Regions from separate parts of the Homo sapiens genome. Here region 2 is linked to region 1. A link is an interaction called in ENCODE POLR2A ChIA-PET data of the cell type or tissue named here. Cell type or tissue: HepG2. All regions are shown on one strand.

The links. ChIA-PET counts read pairs that join two places held together with the same protein. Peaks named below come from ENCODE experiments on the same cell type or tissue, not always from the same donor. Only the 100,000 strongest peaks of a DNase experiment are listed, where the experiment ranks them.
Region 2: POLR2A ChIA-PET joins it to region 1 with 5 read pairs; 7 of 35 experiments call an interaction of 5 or more read pairs at or near these places.

Annotation. Positions count from the first base shown.
Region 1 is chr1:236,860,381-236,865,380 of GRCh38, reverse strand. MTR (5-methyltetrahydrofolate-homocysteine methyltransferase) reads right to left here. Exons shown (of 33, transcript NM_000254.3): 20 at 4,104-4,256; 21 at 3,038-3,145; 22 at 1,827-1,927. Among named protein-coding and RNA genes, the nearest start is that of MTR, 68 kb to the right of the region's middle. In HepG2, no CTCF peak of the experiment used is centred here; DNase peaks (open chromatin) are centred at 2,580 and 3,300.
Region 2 is chr1:236,799,018-236,804,017 of GRCh38, reverse strand. MTR (5-methyltetrahydrofolate-homocysteine methyltransferase) reads right to left here. Exons shown (of 33, transcript NM_000254.3): 2 at 376-590. Among named protein-coding and RNA genes, the nearest start is that of MTR, 6.2 kb to the right of the region's middle. In HepG2, no CTCF peak of the experiment used is centred here; no DNase peak of the experiment used is centred here.

The sequences.
Region 1 (5,000 bases):
CTGACACCATAAAATTAAACTCACCAATGGAAGAGTCTATGTGTTATCACACACAAGCCAAAGGAGTGTTTGACATGAAGTTTGCACATTCACTTGTTTTTGTAAAATGAAAGTAACGTTTCATCAGAAAGTGTTTCTCCAGTTAGACTTATTAGCAAAGATACGCAAACCCTCAGTGCCCAACACATAGCAACTGGGTTTGTTGCAGGAAAGCCTCAGGCTTAATACGCAGTCTTCACAACTGCTGACATTCAGTTCCAGTAGCACCCTGGAGAAATGCCACAATGTTCCCTGGCTTCTTAAAATGTCTTTACTGGAGAAATAAACATTGCTAGTATAATACTCTCAGCTAAGAATCCACTGATCAAAATAAATGATGATAAAGCACATGACAATGATACCTCAAGAATCACTTTTAGGAAGTTTACCTACAAGTCACTTTCTTCAATGGTTCTTGTCCCATTAAGGCTGAACATGTACCTGGCTATTTAGCCTGAGAAACAGTAAACTTTTTCAAGGAGAAAAGTCAACTAAATCATTTTGGTGTCTCTAGTATAATGCCTGGTAAGTAGAAGATGATCTATAAACATTAACTGAAGTGAATTTTAACTGACTGTGATGAATGCAAACAGGAACCAACAACCTCAGGTTTGCAAAGGTAAGCCTATAGCAGAAATGCTTTGTAGACTTTAGGAAGCGAACACCTTATCCAAATATTTATTATATAGGTAAAATTTCATTACAACTATCTATCTTCAATAAATTTATCTCTTTAAAAAATAGTAAGTACATGGATAGAAATAGTATTCCTCGTTTCTAGGACTAGGAGAGAACGCTAAGTCTTTAGACAGTAAGTGAGCAGGTAAATAGAAATGCTTGTGAAGACAGTCAGAGGGAAAAAAAAATGCCTTCCTGACACTGCTTCTCTGTCTCCAGCCTTCCTGAAAGGTTCTTAGCCGCATTTAATGAGCCTTGAAGGCAGAGATGGATAAAAATGTTGACAGCAGGGACACAGCTTAGCAGGTAATTGTTACTTGACAGCAAAGAAGAGAACTGAGGAGTACAGGGATAGCTCCAGTCAATTTTCTTCTCTATCTAGAGAAAATGGCACATTGGAAAGAAGTCTATGACTCAAAAGGACTGTTGGCTGGACATGGATATGGGAAAGCATTATTTCCATCAGGCTTTTCATTACAAAGAATATGTTCAAATCTAAGCGAAACACATACTTACTACAGGTCATCAGCTCTCACATGCAAATGATTTTGTTATGAATATTTATTAATTATAATAAGATAGAAAGGGGTTTTACTTGTATACAACATTCCAAAATCTAGCTTAATCACCAAGAACACAGGGTCCTGGCTCTAAGCAAAGCCAACTGAGACTTGTACAGAGAAGGCCTTCCTGTAAAACTGTTTAGCCAAGGTCTCATAAGATCTCGGTTCTAAAATCTAAGTTTATTGAAAGGAAAAAGAGGATATGATGAACACCACTGGCCATGGGAAGGAGCCTGATATTCCGGCTATTAGCACCTCTGTCCCAACATCCAACCCCAGGAATCCTCTGGACGGTTTCCACCCCACTTGAATAGCTTTTACTATTCTTTATGTCCTTTTTGAACACGGATAATTACTAACTTATTTCATTTGAAATGCTGTGTTCACGTAGAAAATTCAAAAACACAGCAAGCAAAAAGAAATAAAAAATAACCTCTAACATCCACTGCCATGCCCTACTCTTCCCACCCATTGAAGAATTATTCTGTTAAAAGGCTTTCATTTTTAAATGGAAAAGGGGTTGAAAGAGGTGAGGTCCTAACTTACCGGAAATTATTGCAGCCAAGGACTACTCCAACTATGTTCTTGCCTATGTCGTGCACGTCGCCTTTAACAGTGGCCAGCACGATGGTGCCCTGGTAAGGGTCCTGGAAAGGAAGCCAAGCAGCTCAGCAAGGCAGGGTTGTTTAGGGTGGAACACCTAGTTCTCCAGAGCCAGGCAGGGGCCAGCACAGAAAGCAATTCAATACAACCAAGAGCACCTCAAAGACAGACCTGGAAACCGAAGCCCAAACAGTTCAAAGGAGGCCCACCTAATGGGCTAGCCCAAGGGGCTTCAGCCAAGATCAGGAGGTCCCATCCTTTCAAAGAATAGTTGATGTTCACACACAAAACAGCACCACAGCTGAAGACCACATCCTTAACTCTGGGTGCGGGGGAACTTATTTGACAAATGTTTACGGTTAGCCATTAAGGGAGAGGCAGGGGAGAGGGGAAGGAACAGGTTAACTGTATGTGTATGTCCCATCTGAATCTGAAAAACCACAACAGCCCAGACAGAGGGCACGTGAGTATCTTTCCTCAGCACTGTTGTTCTATGCACAGTTAGCATCCCCCACTACTGCCCCAAAAAAAGAAAAAAAGCAAAACAAGAAGGATTTTTATAAACTCTGTGTTTGTCTGAGCCATTCACAAACAGATCAATTTAAAAATTCAGAATCCTAGGGGCCAAAGCTGTCTGAGCTTCACAGGGAGCTAAACAAGGTCAAAAAGCTTAATGATTTACTCTGGTGGTGCAGCCAACAAGAATTAAATTGAATCCAGAAGTGGTGCCAAGGACATCACCAGCAGAAAGACTATTCAGTTAAGAGTTTTCTAAAAACAAGCATGACTCAATGACCTCAAGGGCGGGGACAGACCTTTGAGTGAGCAGTGCCTGGCACAGTACTTGGCACATCACAGCAGCTTCGTAAATGATCAGGTAATGAAGGCACAAATGAATGAACTGGCTTTGTCTTGAAAACATGGGTTTTGATTGAAAAATTGTATCTATATTAAAAATGTTATAAAGCTACATTCAAAAGAAAGTCCCAGAGTATTCTGATACTCGGTTAAAAAAGGGAGAGATGTGGGATCATTTCTCTATTTTATCCTCAATAACGAACACAGCCAACCCTGACTGCTTAGGCCCCTACCACCACCTCAAGTCTTCCAGGTCAACCCACTAAAGGCCCATAGGCCTGAACAAAATGACTTGCCTCTTCTTCTACTGTGCCGTTAAGCACTCTGGTTTCTTCTCTTTCTTTTTCCATGAAAGGGATAAGGTGGCCAACAGCCTTCTTCATAACCCGGGCTGACTTTATAACCTGAGAAAAAAAGCATAGATCAGGTATCTTTCCCAAACCACAGGAACAACTGCTGATGGCCACTTGTGAAATTTGGGCACACATTAGGAATGCATGCTTTGACTTCAGGACAGCTACACTGGAGTCTTTTGACAGTAGGCAGAACAAAGGATAAGCTCCCCAGAGGGAAAGCCAGTGAATAATAAGGTACAGCAGAAGGAAAACAAGGCTGGAAATCAAATGTTGCAATTTCTGTCTTCTGAACTTTGGCTTGTTTTTTTTTCCTCTGTCTAGGAGGCCCTCTATCTTTTATCCAAGAGTTCTATGTATCCTTCAGGACCAAAGCTTCTCCACCATGAGCTCATTCCCAGCCTTCTCTTCTCAATCCCCAGCTTTAAAACTCACTTAAAATCCAGTCTTACATTAAGGCAAGATGAAGGCCTTTTAGTTTCTCAAATGCCGCACAGCCACTAACCTACATGCTCAACAAGTATGTGTTAACTGATGTGGTTAGCAGCTGCTGTAAATCAAAGTAAGAGTTCTGGTTTTACTTTAAACAAACCACTTAATGTACCGTCATTTAAAACAGTAACATTTGTCTCAAAATATGCATCCTTACAGATGAACAGTGCCTGGTCAAATCAAGTCTTAATGTTAGTAACTCTACATTTATCTTGGGTTTTACTTTACTTTTGGAGGGGAGAGATAGGCACTGGGGGTAAGAGGTGATACAAAAATTAGAACATAAGGATTATGATAGATTATGATGCTAAGAATTTTCGGATTTCCAACATCCACACCACTCTGAAGACGGATTCTTGCAGACATGACTCCTAAACATATTTAGAGAAGGAATGACTAGCCAATACCATTGAACTCTTGTCCAAATTAAAACCTGAGAAATATATCCCAAATCGCCATTTATTAAATGACAAAGAAAAGATGCAACTGTGAAAATTTCTCCCCATATTTTGCTAACCTGAGGTAGAAACATTTTTCCAGCTCCAAAAAGATCACCAACAATTTTCATTCCATTCATCAGGGGTCCTTCAATTATATTGAGAGGTCGGGGATATTTTTTTTGGTTTAACCTGGCTTCCTCAGTATCCTCAATAATATGTTTTTCAATGCCCTAAAAAAGACAAAAAAAAAAAAAAAAGAAAAAGAAAGAAAGAAAAAAAAAATCACCTAAAAAACTGCCTTACCTCCACAGAGCCATCATGAAAATGCCTAACAGCACAGGTTCCAGAAGCAGAGTGCATGGACTCAATCTGGCTTCCTATCACTAATTTAGGCAATTCAATAAGCCTCAGTTTCCTCAATTAGAATATTACAATAGTATCTCATATGTTTATTTTGAGGATTGAGATAAAGTGCTTAGCTGGCTTTATTGATACAAACAAAGTAAATACCTCATACACTTCCAAAACAGAATGTTGTATGCAGTAAATACATACAATTTTATATGCCAATTAAAAAATGCTTTAAAATATACCTCAGTAAAATGTGCTAACAGAGAAGGACTAATAAGTTCAAATGCATAAAATCCATTTTGTATCTTCGTGTTTTACCAGATTATACATTAATAAATGCCTGTGGAGAAATCAGTAAGTTTTCTCACTGTAATGCTGTAGGGCTGGGGAGAAATGACACTGGATGAGGCCCTTAAATGAAGTTCAAATCCATGAAGCCTCCATTGACTTATCCGCCCTTCAATGACAAGCCCCACTCCTCCAAGGTCCCCAGTTCAATGATCCTTGGATTGGCCAACTAGCTCCACAAACTGAAATATGTGAATCTCAAAAGGTGAAAGAGTTAAATGTTAAACTCCAGAGCCAAAAAAAAACAAAACAAAACAAAACTCTGAGATTCTCCA
Region 2 (5,000 bases), 61 kb after region 1:
TAACAGGTAATACAGCAGCCAAAGCTAAGATACCAACCACCTTTAAGCATTTCTTCATCAGGGCTGTTGCAGTAACTTAAATAAGATAGTTTTCTCACACTCACTAGTGTGAAAACCCTTATTTGTCCAGATTCTCATAGTTTTTCACTAGAGTTTACATGCCTCAAGGGCAGAAAACCTACCTACCTCATTCCCTTATCCTGAGTGCTTAACACAGTACATAACTTTTATTTGATGTCCAAAACCTGCTTTCTGAATAAATTGCCTCTTTATTCTTTATTCTCCGGAGCACTCGGCATAGCAGCCTGCCCTGATACATGAAACAGCTTGCAGAATAACAGAATGAATACACATGGGAACCTGGGAATACTTTACCTTATGGATTTGGTAAATGACATCAGGCTGAGTTATACTTAAAATGTCATTGTTGCCTTTCAGCGGCCTGGCATGATCTTTAAATTCCTGACCTCGGAAGTGTTCTTCGTTTAGCTTCTCCCGCTGGATCATGGTCCCCATCCCTCCATCCAGCACCATAATCCTCTTCTGCAGAATGGCATTGATCTCATCCCGCAGGGTTTTCTTCAGACCTTCTTTAAAGAAAGTGAAAGTTTGACTTCAAAGAATGAAAGGTGAAAAAGATGTGTGAGGGAGGAGCTTTAGAGAAATTTATAATAATCTCCAATAAGGAGTAAATGGAGTTTATAAAAGATGCACTCATAACTCTATATAGGAAAACGCTGCCCAAAAAGGTCATTAAGTCGTGACAATGCCTAATACAAGATTGCACACAGCACAAAATTCCTGGTGAAGCACGAAACCAAGGTGAAGGTAGGCTACACTACTCCTGTTTTACAGATGAGGAAAACAGGCAATAATGGGCCAGTGATACAAGACTTTGCTCTCTTTCCTTGTTAATTCTGTGCAGATACTCCCTAAATAAAATGATTTAGCAGAGATAATTGAAAACCATCAATAATTCCAAACTATTCTTTAAAATATTAGCTTTGACCTTCTCCCTCACCTATTGCCAGAACTAATAATGGCCTGCAAACAGAGTTTTACTCACCTCTGCCCAACTATGAAATAATAACTGGCTAACACCCTTGAACTTCTCAACTCTCCCCATGCTCCTTGACTTCTAATTCCCAGTCCAGAAAAGGGCCCAATGCTTACTCCTTCTAATCCTGCTTTCTGGTTTCTACGACCTACTGGAAAGCCACAAAACTATGCTGACTGGAGTCACTGAAAACTTGCAACGTTCAGCCTCCTTTGGTTCACCTTTTCTTGACCTCCCTCAATACTTCCAACATCTACTGTCCCAATTTCTACTTTTTTTTTTAGCACCAAATCCTTTTCCTCCTCACTCCACAAGTGATTTCACCTAATCCCGTACAAAGAAGTTTTCTGTTGGAGGCTCCTCAAACTCACACCCTCTCCACCTCAAAATCCTCTTGCAGTCTGGCTCACTCTATTTCCCTTCTTTCTGTACCTAAGGAAAAGCGCATGATGACCAACACCTCCCACTGCTCCCTCATCTAGCCCTTCCCACTCCCACAGTTCCACCTCAGCAACCACCGATTTCTTATCCTTCTGACATGGCTTCCTCCTCCACCACTCTCCTGAAATTACTTTCTAAAGTCACCAATGACCTTCTAAATATCAAAAACACCTGGCCCCAATCTTAGACCCAGCTTTTAAACTGTCCACTGGATATGGCTACCTCAACTACCCACCTGCCCCTCAATCTAATATTCAAAACCAAACTTGCATATATTCTCTGTCTCATCTCCTGATTTCTGTAAATGGCAACACCCTTCCCAGAAGACTAACCATAAAATCTCAGTATTATCTGACTCCTTATTCTCCCTGATAACCAACATCTACTTAGATCCCAAGCCTTATAGATTTGGCCTCTAAAATGCCATGCACAATGGTCCCACCTTCCTCGCCCTGTGACAACCCCTTTCTTCAACCCCTTACTACACAGGCCAGCTATCACCAATCCTCTCTGAGCTCTAGTTTGCATCCATGCAAATGAGATCATACATCTATGGAAGTGCCTTGTAAACTATCAAGTGTCCTACAAAGGTAAGAGATCACCACCATACCCAGTCGCCCTGTGTTCTAATCCATCCTGTGCACCACTACCAGATTTATCTTCCTATACAACAATTTTAAACCAGTTGCTTCCCCTGCTCAAACACCTTCAACAACTCCCTATAGCATATCAGACTGAATACATGTTACTCAAAACAAACCATAATGACGCCAACCCATTCCTTCTGTGCTAAGAGGCGAGAAAAGCTCAAGTCAAATGGGGCTGGTTCTAAGCTATCTGAGCTCCTTGGAACTCATGCCTAGCAACACTAAGGTCAGTACTTGGCAAATATTTCTTTAATTGAAATGACAAAAAAGTGAGGGAAGATGAGAAAGAAGAGGCAAAGATAATTTAAAACCCAAACCAGTAATGTAAGAATATTTGTAAGCTGGTATTGGGTGCAAACTTACAACCCTGCCTCGTCTTACTGTCCAGAGTCTCAAGTATACAATATGAGAACTGGGGCTAAATGGTGGTCACAGAACTATTTTGAGTGACTTTCTCCAAGTGGGCTTCAGGAAGGTGGCTCTAGTAACCTAAAAGAAAAATTTGCAATATCCAATATCTAGTTTCTGGGCACTATGTTTCTTTCAGGGTGTACTATTCCTTTCCAAAGCCACCTCACTTGCTAATTGTGTTTACTGAACTTGCAGGTGAGATAAAACACTTCCTGATAAAGGAACGAAGTTAAGCTCCAATGATCTGTACAAAAGTACTTCAAGAACCAAAGAAAATCACTTCTTGGGAAATGTGGAGAAAAGGTAGGGCTTAATGAAGCATGTATAATAGAAAGACTGGTAGGCATCAGGCAGTGGGCGCCATTTCAAGCTATAGTCGACACGGTAAATTCACATGTAGTGTTAATTTAGGCACTCCATGATGTGACTATCCTATCAGCCAATAAGCACTCAGAATTTGATAGGCTTAAGCTAATAGTAGCAGGGTGTGAAAACCCAAGAAATCTGGGTTTTAGCCCCAGCTCCCCTTAGTAGCTATGGGATTTTAGACAAGTCCTCTCCATGCTTCAGCAAGATGAGGAAACATCAGCCCTGCCTTCATCATCAGAACTGTGATACTAAAATGAGACCATGTGTTAAGAACTGGACCTCTTAAGTCACACAAGTCATGAAATGAGACATTGGTGTTTGATGTATAGTAAACATCTGATAAATATTAGCTACTCTTATTATGTTGGTATTATAGCACAGCAAGGACTGAAGCTCTAAAGATTGTGTTCTATATATTACAAAGCTCAGTGGGCTGTGAAAAATCATGTAAAGCCTGAAGCTCTCAGTTGGTCATGTTGGGGCAGGAATGGCATATTTGCAGGTTGGGAAATGTCTTCTAACAGTCGAGTGAAAGAAGAAAATACTCAGTGAAAGCTGTTAAATGTAGATAATTTCACAGGAGGAATGAGAAGACTAAGAACTAAAGACTCTAACCTACATGCCCAGCTGAATCGCTTTCTTCTCAAAAGGATGTAGCTGCAATTCTCCCTGAAATGACATCACGTGAACTTAAGTGGGTGACTGAATCATAAGCCTAGTGTGAGCATGAGGTGTGGCAGTGGGGAAATAGGTCATGCACATGAAATTTCATATTTAAAAGGTATTCAAACTTCCTAGGGAGAAAAAGGCAATCTTTTCCACAGACAGTGAAGTATGTCCTTTGGCATCGGCAAAATGATTAATCAATATCAATCAATATCCTATTATTTACATGTCCTTCTTCCTATCTCCTCCACTGAGCGAGTGCACACAAGTTGAGCAAATCTAACCACTCAGAGTGCCTCCACCCCTCATTTTCATAAAAAGTCTTAGTACTTTTCCATGGGGCCCTTACTGTATTCCCTTTTCAATCCAGAAATAATAAGCTTTGTTTTTGGACTTTAAGACAGTTCACTATTTACCACAAAACAACCCAGCCCCACACATGCAAATTCTGGCATCTTGTTTGTTGAGCCACCGTATAGGCAAGAGATCAAAAGCTGTTTAAAAACATCTGCTTTGGTTTTTCAGAAACCTGACAAACTTATTGTATAATTTATTGGGAAGAACTTTATGACTTCGAATGAAAAGGAACTTCTTAAGACTCAAAAAGACCAACCTCTTAATTTAAAAAAAAAAAACACAATGAATTTGATTACATAAAAACCAAGGATTTCTGTTAAACGAAAGTCACCATAGACAAAAATAATAGACGATGGGTTGGGGGAGATTCTTCAATGTCTAAAGCTAATTTGTTTTCTTATTGATTTGTGTTAGTTCCTTGTACATTCCAGAATGTAATATACAATGTGAATTAAAAATACCTATAGACTAGAGTTTACAACAAAATGTATAAATATATGGATATATGTGAAAAAGGCGGTCTATGGAAACAAGAGAATTGTGAATAGAAAATACAGATAAAAAGGAATATATAATAAAACACAGGAATTTTGCAGCCTGAATAAAAAACTCCTATGCAACTGAGGCCCTTAAAAATCCATTACTTGGGCTGGGTGTGGTGGTTCACACTTGTAATCCCAACACTTTGGGAGACCAAAGTAGGTGGATCACTGAGTCCACGAGTTCGAAAACAGCCTGGGCAACACAGTGGCCTCATCTCTACAAAAAAAAAAAACAAAAATTAGCCAAGCCTGGTAGTATGCACCTGTAGTCCCAGCTACTAGTAAGGCTGAGGCAAGAAAACTGCTTGAGCCTGGGAAGTCGAGGCTGCAGTGAACCGTGATCACGCCACTGCCCTCAGCTTGGGCAACAGAGTGAGACTGTCTCAAGAAAAAGGGGGAAAAAAAAAAACATAGTTTCCTCAACTACTTGCTTATTTTTCCTTTAGAGGATAATGTAAGATTTCCCATTTAGAGAAACTAAGAAGTCTTCCTTCAGAAAATCTGTTGGTA